Regions from separate parts of the Homo sapiens genome. Here region 1 is linked to region 2. Evidence: chromatin contacts called from ENCODE Hi-C or POLR2A ChIA-PET data. All regions are on one chromosome and are shown on one strand. Each heading gives the region's core, a stretch centred on a gene start or an enhancer-like site at or near the end of the contact. The rest is flanking DNA. Distances are from core to core; before and after follow the strand shown. Region 1 holds the start of ZNF611 (zinc finger protein 611). Region 2 holds the start of ZNF28 (zinc finger protein 28).

Region 1 (5,629 bases), core at 2,069-4,568, 87 kb before region 2:
TTTGGGAGGCCGAGGCAGGTGGATCACCTCAGGTCGGGAGTTAGAGACCAGCCTGGATCAACATGAAGAAACCCTGTCTCTACTAAAAACACAAAATTAGCCGAGCGTGGTGGTGCATGCCTGTAATCCCAGCTATTCAGGAGGCTGAGGCAGTAGAATCGCTTGATGCTAGGAAGCCAAGGTTGTGGTGAGCTGAGATCATGCCATCGCACTCCAGCCTTGGCAACAAGAGCAAAATTCCCTCTCAAAAAAAGAAAAAAAAATGGCCGGGCGGGTGGCTCACGCCTGTAATCCCAGCACTTTGGGAGGCTGAGGCGGGCGGATCACGAGGTCAGGAGATTGAGACCATCCTGGCTAACACGGTGAAATCCTGTCTCTACTAATAATACAAAAAATTAGCTGGTAGTGGTGACAGGAGCCTGTACTCCCAGCTACTCCGGAGGCTGAGGCAGGAGAATGGCGTGAACCCGGGAGGCGGAGCTTGCAGTGAGCTGAGATCGTGCCACTGCACTCCAGCCTGGGTGACAGAGCAAAACTCCATCTCAAAAAAGAAAAAAGAAAACAGAATAACTCACAGTATTGAGTTATTCTGAATAACTCACAGTATTGAGTTATTCTGAATAACTCACAGTATTGAGTTATTCTGAATAACTCACAGTATTGAGTTATTCTGAATAACTCACAGTATTGAGTTATTCTGAATAACTCACAGTATTGAGTTATTCAGAATAACTCACAGTATTGAGTTATTCAGAATAACTCACAGTATTGAGTTATTCAGAATAACTCACAGTATTGAGTTATTCAGAATAACTCACAGTATTGAGTTATTCAGAATAACTCACAGTATTGAGTTATTCTGAATAACTCACAGTATTGAGTTATTGAGTTATTCAGAATAACTCAATGTATTGAGGGCTAAGTAGGCCAGACACGGTGGCTCCTCCCTGTAATCCCACCCGTAATCCCAGTAATTTGGGAGGCCAAGGCAGGAGGATCCTTTGAGCCCAGGATTTTGAGACCAGCCTAGGAAACATAGTGAAACTCCGTTTCTACAAAAAAAAAAAAAAATACAAAAACTAGCCGGGCTTGGTGGCTCATGCCTCTGGTCTCAGCTACTCAGAAGGCTGAGGAAGGAGGATGGCTTGAACTTAAGAGGTCGAGGCTGCAGTTAGAGGAGATCACGCCACTGCACACCAGCCTGGGTGATAGAGTCAGACCCTGTCTCAAAATATTAATTAATTAATTAATTAAATGTATTTTGTAACAACAGACAGTGACTATTTTCCCACTTCACTGACCCACGTCCTACCCCATCCTAGGAAAAGGGGAGACAGTGATTCACAACTGAATAAGTGACTGCCCTCTGGCAAATAGGGATTCCAAGTGGAACATAACCTCTGATGCCAAGATTTATAGAATGTACATGTCTTATAGATACGAATTTTAAAATTCTCAATCTCATCTGTGTAATTTAAACAAGTTTTTAGTTATTAGATTATATATACAGAACTCAACATGTCACAACCAATCATATCCAATGAACTCACCCACTCATCTGAACCCAGTCTCTCGCCCCTTTTTTTTTGTTTGGAGACAAGGTCTCGCTCTGACGACCAGGCTGCAGTGTAGTCACATGATCTCAGCTCACTGCAGCCTGGACCTCCTGGGCTCAAGTCATCCTCCCAGCTTGGCCACCAGAGCAGCTGGGAGTACAGGTGCACACCATTATGCCCGGTTATTTACTTACTTTTTTGGCGGGGGGGAGGTCTCACTATGTTGCCCAAGCTGGTCTCGAACTCCTGGACTCAAGCAATCCCCTTGCCTCAGTCTCCTAAAGTGTGGAGACTACAGACTACAGGCGTGAGCCACTGTGTCCAGACCCTCTTTCTTCATTACTGTGCTTCCCTCCCTAATTCTGTACATATCTCTCATTCTCCCCTTCTCTCTCTAGCTCTTGTTTTCTTTTCTTTTTCCCTGGGATTCTGCTCTTCATTTTGTACCCCTCTCCTCTCCTGCTATTCATCCCCTTCTTCCCTTTATTCCTTCTCTTCCACCTCTTCTCCTCCATCCTCACAACTTATTTAACCTCTTATTGCTCCTTCTCCCCAATCTTTCAATCGTCCTCAATCTCCATCTATTTCTGCCTCTTCTCCCATCTCTGCGCCTCCTCTGCTCTCCCTGTTAAATTCCATCTTCCCCGATATACTCCCTTGTCCCCACTCTGTGTCTCCCCAGATCCCAGCTGTCCTCTCTGCTGTGGTTCTCCCTCTGTTCTCCTTGACACAAGCACCACTCTGCTCTGTCTGCCCTGGCTCCAAATCCTTCCCTCTCTCCCTCACTCTGATGAGTCTCCCTCTTTGCTGCCACTCCCCCTACCTTGTGATCCTTCATCTCTCTGTACATCTATCTAGCCTTTCTCTACATTTCTCCGGTTGCTTTTCTCCTCCTGCTTTCTTAGGTTTTTTTTTTTTTTTTTCACTTCTGCCATCTCTTGGCATATCCCTCACCAATCCTCTATTTTGCCATCTGTTATGGGCCTTTCTTATTCTTCTTTTCTCTGCCTCAGGTTTTCTACTGCTCTCTGTCTCCTGATTCCTTTGGCCCACACAATCGCAACACGGTTTGGAGTAAGACGCCTGCATCCCGGAGGAGCGCATTTTCCACGCCCTGGAGCTCCGCAGGCAAGAATACCCCGTGCCGCAGGACAGGCCCCTGGGACCTCCCCAGTGCAGGTTCAATGAAAGCGGTGACTGCGGAGGGGAGACCTGGGGAGCAGCAGGCCCCGGCATGAGGAGGAAGGTGCGGGGCGGGGGGGGGGGGCGCGACGGCGCCTTAGGACCAGGATGGGGTCTGCAGGATCCCAGGACCTGGCAGAGGACTCGGCCTCCCCGGGACTGGGGCTGCGGCGCGGCGCTCCCGGGGCTGAGGAGGGGGAGGCTGGGAGGCGCCCTGGGCAAGAATCCACATCGCGGGTGAAGACTTTAAAAAGCGCGGGGCGCGAGGAGTCAGAACAAGGTTTTCAGCAGGAAAACTACGCAACAGAAAGTGTATACATTGACCTATAGCAGAAAGACCGGGGACGAGACCAGCCTCAGGACGACTTTAAACCCAAAAGGAAGCGACCCTCGGGCTCTCACGGGGATGTCTCAATTTGCTCTGGGCAAAGGAAGACGCCGGAGAATTTCCAGGTCTGTGGGGACCCCACGTCCCAGGGACAGAAGCCCTGGGAACCTAGTTAGCGCAGACTTAATACAACACAGAGCAAAACTCACCGCGGCGATATGACCTACACTCCACCCGATCCGCTTCCGGGTTTGCGTTAATCTGCGCGCGCAGGACAAAAGCCAGGCCTGGGCGGGAAGTGGGAGGTAGGCGGGGCCTGGGCGAGGTAGGGGCGGGGCGCGAGGCGGAGAGACCTTGCCTTTTAGAACCGGCAGAGGGCAGGGCCGGGGCGGGATCTGCGCGTCTCTCAGCCTCGCTCCCAGCGTCTCTGTTTTCAGGTTTTGGAGGCGAGAGCGCCAGAAAGTCTGAGGCATGATACAAAAGCCCTGTTGAGAGAAGAGAGAGACCCTCTGACATTGTTTTATATTGTTTTATAGTCAGTAAAAACAACAGGAAGTAAAACCAAAGACAGGCAGCCCCGCGCCAGGCCCGAAACCAGGCCTGGATCCGCCTGGCCTAAACCCAGTAGTTAAAAATCAACTTATGATTTAGAAGCTGATGTTAGGCATAGATTCCAGACATTGTATAGAAGAACACGGTGAAACTCCTGCCCTGTTCTCTCTCTCCCTGATCACCGGTGCATGCAGCCCCTGTCACGTATCCCTTGCTTGCTCAATCAGTCACTATCCTTTCATCTGAAATCTTTAGTGTTGTGAGCCCTTAAAAGGGACAGAAATTGTGCACTCGGGGAGCTTGGATTTTAAGGCAGTAGCTTGCCAATGCTCCCAGCTGAATAAAGCCCTTCCTTCTACAACTCGGTGTCTGAGAGGTTTTGTCTGCGACTCGTCCTGCTACACTGTAATTGTCTGGAACAGGGATACAAACTAGAATGTGAAATGCAAAGCCCTGCCTGGGCGGTATGTACCATGTCATGCTGAGGTCCCACAGAACAGATAGATATCCTCTCCCTTTCTATTGTCCATTCACTCCGGAAGGAGACTCCGCCCTGTGCTCAGCTTCAGAGACTTCCCTGAAGCCACCGCCTGGAATGCCGGACGGAGTGCTCAGGCCGAGAAGGAGTGAGGTCACCACCTGCTGCTTAAAGACAGCAGAGGCGCGGGGGCGGGAGCCTGAGGTCCCAGCTACTCAGGAAGCAGCGGCGGGAGGATCCCTGAGCCTCGGGTTCCAAGCCAGCCTGAGCGACAAAATAACGCCCACTGCCGCGGTCTCCCTTTCTTGTCTCTCTCTCTCTCTTTTTTTTTAAAAAAAACTTTCGCAAATAAAATTTTTGATTGTGTGACATAGGGATCCAACATTATTCTTTTCCATGTGGATATCCAGATAGTTGTCCTAGCACATTTATGGAAGAGATCTATTACTTTCTTGTATTATTATTATTATTATTATTATTATTATTATTATTTTTGAGACAGAGTATTTCTCTGTTGCCCAGGCTGGAGTGCAGTGGCGAGATCTCGACTAAATGCATCCTCTGCCTCCTGGGTTCAAGCGATTCTCCTGCCCCAGCCTTGGGAACAGCTGGCATTACAGGCGTGCGCCACCATGCCAGGCTAATTTTTGTATTTTTAGTAGAGACGGGGTTGACCATGTTGACCAGGCCGGTATCGGACTCCTCACTCCAAGTTATTTGCCTGCCTCAGCCTCCTAAAGTGCTGGGGTTACGGCGTGAGCCAACATGCCTGGCTAATTTTTTGTATTTTTAGTAGAGATGGGATTTCATCGAGTTAGCCAGGACGGTCTCTATCTCCTGACCTTGTGATCCGCCCGCGTCGGCCTCCCAAAGTGCTGGGATTACAGGCGTGAGCCACCGCGCCCGGCCAGAAATATTCTTTTTTTTTTTTTTTTTTTTTTTAAACGGAGTCTCACTCTGTCGCCCAGGCTGGAGTGCAGTGGCGCAATCTCGACTCACTGCAAGCTCCGCCTCCCGGGTTCACGCCATTCTCCTGCCTCAGCCTCCGGAGTAGCTGGGACCACAGGCTCCCGCTACCACGCCTGGCTAATTTTTTTGGGTTTTTTTTTTTTTGTATTTTTTTTTAGTAGAGACGGTGTTTCACCATGTTGGCCAGGATGGTCTCGATCTCTAGACCTCGTGATCCACCCGCCTCCGCCTCCCAAACTGCTGAGATTACAGGCGTGAGCCACCGTGCCATGCCGCAGAAATATTCTTTGCTTCGCTTTTTAAATGTTGACAAAATATAACTGAAAACTAAAAAGTCTCCTCCCAAATGAGAAATCATCTCCACGACGATAACAGAGAAAGAAATAAAAACCATTTTATTAATAAATAAACCTTAGACCAGAATGTGATGGGAAATAGAGGCAAACAGCTAAAAGATTGAAAAGAGAGAAAGAAACTTCACTGTTCTATACAACCCATTAAGGACATATTTTCAAGATAAATACTAATCAGTCCTCAAGGAAGAGGACTTGACAACACCCTTGG
Region 2 (4,910 bases), core at 1-2,500:
CTGGGATTACAGGCGTGAGCCACCGCGCCCGGCCCTTATTTAACCTCTTGTTGGTCCTTCTCCCCAATCTTTAGATCGTCCTCAATCTCCATAGATTTCCACCTCTTCTCCCCTCTCTGCTCTCCCTGTTAAATTCTCTCTTCTCTGTTATAACCCCCTGGACCCAGTCTGGCACCCCAGATCCCCAGGTGTCCTCCCCGCTGTGCTTCTCCCTCTGTTCTCCTTGCCACCAGCACCACTCTGCTCTGTCTGACCCGGCTCCACATCCCTCCTCCTCTCCCTCACTCTGATGAGCCTCCACATTTCTGCCCCTCTCCCTACCTTGCTGTCTGTCCTTCATCTCTCTGTACATCTAGCTTTTCTCTACATTTCTCCAGTTGCTTTTCTCCTCCTGCTTTCTTATCTTTTATCACTTTTGCTGTCTCTTGGCAAATCCCTCACCATCCTCTACTTTGCCATCTGTTATGGGTCTTTCTCATTCTTCTTTTCTCTGTCTCAGGTTTTCTACTGCTCTCTTAGTCCCTCTCTCTGTCTCCTGATCCCTTTGGCCCACACGATCACACGAGGGTTTGGAGTAAGACACCTGCATCTCGGAGAAGCGCATTTTCCCAGAGCTGGAGCTGGGCGGGCAAGAACACCCCGCGTCACAGGACAAGCCCCAGGCACCTCTCCAACGCGGGCTCAGGGGAAGCGGTGACTGCGGAGGGGAGATCTGGGGAGCAGCAGGGCCCAGCAAGAGGAGGAGGGAGGTGGGGAGCGACGACGCCTTCGGACAAGGGTGGGATCCGCAGGATCCCAGGACCACAGAACGCAGCCTTCCCGGGACTGGGGTCGCCGCGCTGTGCTCCAGGAACCCAGGAGGATGAGGCTGGGAGGCGCACAGGGTGGGAATACACCTCTAGGGTGAGGACTTTAAAAAGAGCCGTGCGGAAGGAGTCAAAAAAAGGTTTTGAGCAGGAAAACTACGAGATAGGAAGTGTATACATTGCCCTGTAGCAGAAAGACCCGGGACGGGACCAGCCTCAGGGCGACTTTAAACCTAAAAAGAAGGGGCTTCCGGACTCCCAGTAGAACATCTCCATTTGCTCTGAGTGAACGAAGAAAGGGGAGAACTTCCAGGTCTAGGGGGACCCCACATCCCATGTACAGAAGTGCCGGGGACCTGGGAAGCTCAGACTTAACACCACACAGAGCAAAACTCACCGCCCGCCGCGGCGTCACCGTCATTCCACGGGATCCGCTTCCTGGTCTGCGCGAATCTGCGCGCGCAGGACAGAAACCAGGCCTGGGTGGAGCCAACGAGGAGGCGAGCGGGGCCCGGGTGAGGTGTGGGCGGGGCGCGAAGCGGCGAGACCTTGCCCTTTAGAACCCGCAGAGGGCGGGGCCGGAGCGGGACCTGTGAGTCTCAGCCTCCTCCCAGGCCATGTTCTCAGGCTTTTGAACCCGGGAGATACAGCTTGCATTGGGCCGAGATCGAGCCACTGCACACCAGCCTGGGCAACAGAGCCAGACTCCGTCTCTAAAAAAAAATAAAAAAATAAAAAAATAATAAAAAAAAAATTTGCTTGTGCGAGACAGGGATACAACATTACTCTTTTCCGTGTGGATATCCAGTTAGTTGTCCCAGCACATTTGTAAAAGAGATCTATTACTTTCTCCTTTTTATTTACATTTTTTTCTTTTCTTTTTCCCTTTTTTTTTTTTTTTTTTTTGAGGCTATTTCTCTGTCGCCCTGGCTGGAGTGCAGTGGCGAGATCTTGACTCACTGCAGCCTCTGCCTCCTGGGTTGAAGCGATTCTTCTGCCTCAGCCTCCGGAGTAGCTGGCACTACAGGCACACCCACCATGCCCGGTTAATTTTTGTATTTTGTGTAGAGACAGGATTTCGCCATGTTGGACAGGCTGGTCTCGAACTCCTGACTTCAAGTGATCCGACTGCCTTGGCCTCCCCAAGTGCTGGGATTACAGGCCTGAGCCACTGTGCCTGGCCCAGGAAATACTCTTTACTTTGCTTTTTAAATGTTGAGAAAATACAACTGAAAACTAAAAAATCTTCCCCGAAATGAGAAATCATCTTCATGACAAAACAGGAAGAAATAAGAACTATTCTATTAATGAATAAGCCTTAGACCAGAATGTGTTGGGAAATAGAGGCAAACAGCTAAGAGGTTGAAAAGAGAGAAAGAAACTTCATTGTTCTATGCAACCCGTTAAGTACATGTTTTCAAGATAAACACTAATCAGTCCTCAGGGAAGATTAGTTGACAACAGCCTTGGTCGCACATAGTTCATCCTGGCTGTACTTGGTAATGGAGGTGACTATCTGTGTCAGCTAGTTAGCTTCATGCAGAGAGAGGGGAATTACTTTAACCCACGTCTTTTTGACAAGTGTGAGTTTTACAACATGGAGGCAGGTGCCGTCTCTAGTGAGGCTGCTACAGTCCGACAGAAACTGACGTCAGCAGTAAATAATAAAATTTAGAATACATAATTAACTATAGAGTTTATTGGAACACAAAGCTTGAGGATAGCCACCTGGAAACGTCAACTCCAAATGAAGGGGGCCCGTGTTCCCAAGTAGAGACGTTAAGGTTTCACACACAGGGAAAGACAGAGAAGCTTTACCAGAATCACATTTTCCATTCAAGGCCAGTGCATAGGCTGCAGCAAATTGATTGGTTATGGATTGATACACTTCAAGGAAGGTTACTTTATCACTCCATAAGAAGGGACAATGATGCCAACAGGTTAGTCTTCCTAATTATTTACAGGTAAACTTTTTTTAAAATTTATATTAGGAAACTAAATTTTATTGCACTTTTTGTTTTGTTTTGTTTTGGTTTGGTTTTTGGTACGGAGTCTTGCTCTGTTGCCCAGGCTGGAGTGCAGTGGTGCAATCTTGGCTCACTGTGACCTCCATCTCCCGGGTTCAAGCAGCTCTCCTGCCTCAGCCTCCTGAGTAGCTGGGATTACAGGCACACGCCACCATGCCTGGCTAATGCTTTTGTATTTTCAGTAGACACGGGGTTTCACCATGTTGGCCAGGCTGGTTTCTAATTCCTGACCTCAAGTGATCCACCCACCTTAGCCTCCCAAAGTGCTGAGACTACAGGCGTGCGCCACCGCACCTGGCCAGTAAAACTCTTAGAAGTTGCGCCTGCACACCACTGGACTCAGGTTGCATGACCACGTTCCTCTCAAAGCTCAGAATTATTTAAATGTCCGTAGCTTTAAATTTGAAATATTTGATGTTTGAATTATTTAACTTCCTACTGAGATATAGGTACTATCGCCCTTGTAGTTTGCCTTACAAGGATCGTTCCCAAGACCTTCAGAAATACATCCTTGGGTCATTAAACTGAAAAAAGGCTTAGTTACTTTCTAAAAAATACCACTTCAGGCCAGGCGCGGTGGTTCAAGCCTGTAATCCCAGCGTTTTGGAAGGCCGAGGAGGACAGATGGCCTGAGGTCGGAAGTTGGAGACCGGCCTGACCAATATGGAGAAACCCCATCTCTCCTATAAATACAAAAATTAGCCTGGCCTGTTGGCATGTGCCTCTATTCCCAGCTACTCGGGAGGCTGAGGGAGGTGAATCGCTTGAGCCCAGGAGACACGGAGGTTGTGGTGAGCCAAGATCACGCCATTGCACTCCAGCCCAGGCAACAACAGTGAAACTCCGTCTCAAAAACAAAAAATAAATAATAATAATAATAATAATAATAAATATGGCCGGCGCAGTGGCTCATGCCTGAGTGAGACTCCGTCTCAAAACAAAATAAAACAAAACAAAACAAAAAACAAAAAAAACACATTACCAGTTCCACAGTAGGGTGTCCTCAAAAACAAAGGAAATGCCTCCTCTTTAAGTTTTTCTTACATAGGCATCCAGGTAAATACAAAGATATGTCTACCTGCCGGTTGGCTGACAGTCTAACACAACTTATTACTTTGTTGATTTAAAGCTATCCATGACTGGTCGCGGTGGCTCATGCCTGCAATCCCGGCACTTTGGGTGGCCGAGGTGGGCAGATCACCTGAGGTCAGGACTGTGAAACCAGCCTGGCCAACAGGGTAAAACCCCATCTCTACTAAAGATACAAAAATTAGCGAGGTGTGGTGGTGCGCGCCTGTAGTCCCAGATACTCAAGAGGATGAGACAGAAGAATCAATTGAACCTGGGAGGCAGAGGTTGCAGTGAGCTGAGATTGTGCCACTGCACTCCAGCCTGGGTGACATAGAGAGACTCCATCTCAAAAAAAAGAAATAACTAACTTTAAAGACGAAAATAAAGAAAAATCTGGAGAGGTCTCAGGAATCTCTAGCCAGTCTGATTGGAGAGTGTTCTTCCTCACTGAAGTCAGACACCAAAAACCGTGAAAGCTGGCTGATTTCTGAACTGCTGAAGTTCCAACAGAACATAACCAGATATACAAAGAGATAACGTGGATGATCCCAAGAAATTATACACAAATTTATAAAACAGAGACTTAGAAATAACGGGACTAAAAATTCAAAATAAGCCTGGGCAACATGTTGAAACCATGTTTCTACCAAAAATACAAAAATTAGCTGGACACGGTGGTGCACACCTGTAGTTCCAGCTACTTGGGAGGCTGAGATGGGAGGATTGCTTGAGCCTGAAATGCAGAGGCTGCAGGGCACATGGTGCTCTCTCATGTTCTCAGAGAGGGCGCTTTTACACCTGGGGGTAGGGATGGAATCTTCCCAGATCTAAGAAATGAGGAAATGCCACGTCCTAGAAGAAGCAATCAGTTTCTCAATAGCCCCTCCTGCAGGAACCCTCCAGATACATGTAGCGAAGTCAGCACACTCACAGGCAGCCAGTGTGGCATTCTTGGTAACAGTGACAAACTGGGAAGGACTCACGTGTCTTCATTCAGAAAATGCTC

What was found. A loop is a pair of places that touch in the nucleus more often than their neighbours do. ChIA-PET counts read pairs that join two places held with the same protein, here RNA polymerase II (POLR2A). Pooled maps may share reads with other maps.
Region 1: a pooled map shows a loop between it and region 2 (15-fold over the local background). The contact joins the promoter of ZNF611 here to the promoter of ZNF28 in region 2. A Hi-C loop is called at or near these places in 1 of 37 single-sample maps with no recorded cell type and 12 of 50 pooled maps. POLR2A ChIA-PET finds 5 or more read pairs at or near these places in 2 of 52 experiments (BJ and activated B cell).

What each region holds. Positions count from the first base shown.
Region 1 is chr19:52,731,726-52,737,354 of GRCh38, forward strand. It overlaps ZNF611 (zinc finger protein 611), which reads right to left and starts at 3,319. Exons shown (of 6, transcript NM_001161499.2): 1 at 3,276-3,319. It overlaps LOC124904760 (a long non-coding RNA gene), which reads left to right and starts at 2,306. Exons shown (of 2, transcript XR_007067328.1): 1 at 2,306-2,735; 2 at 3,069-3,979. RefSeq lists enhancers at 3,307-4,292, 3,605-3,734 and a silencer at 3,355-3,424.
Region 2 is chr19:52,820,383-52,825,292 of GRCh38, forward strand. ZNF28 (zinc finger protein 28) reads right to left here and starts at 1,251. Exons shown (of 4, transcript NM_006969.5): 1 at 1,204-1,251. It also overlaps a transcript of ZNF600 not described here. RefSeq lists an enhancer at 1,196-1,697.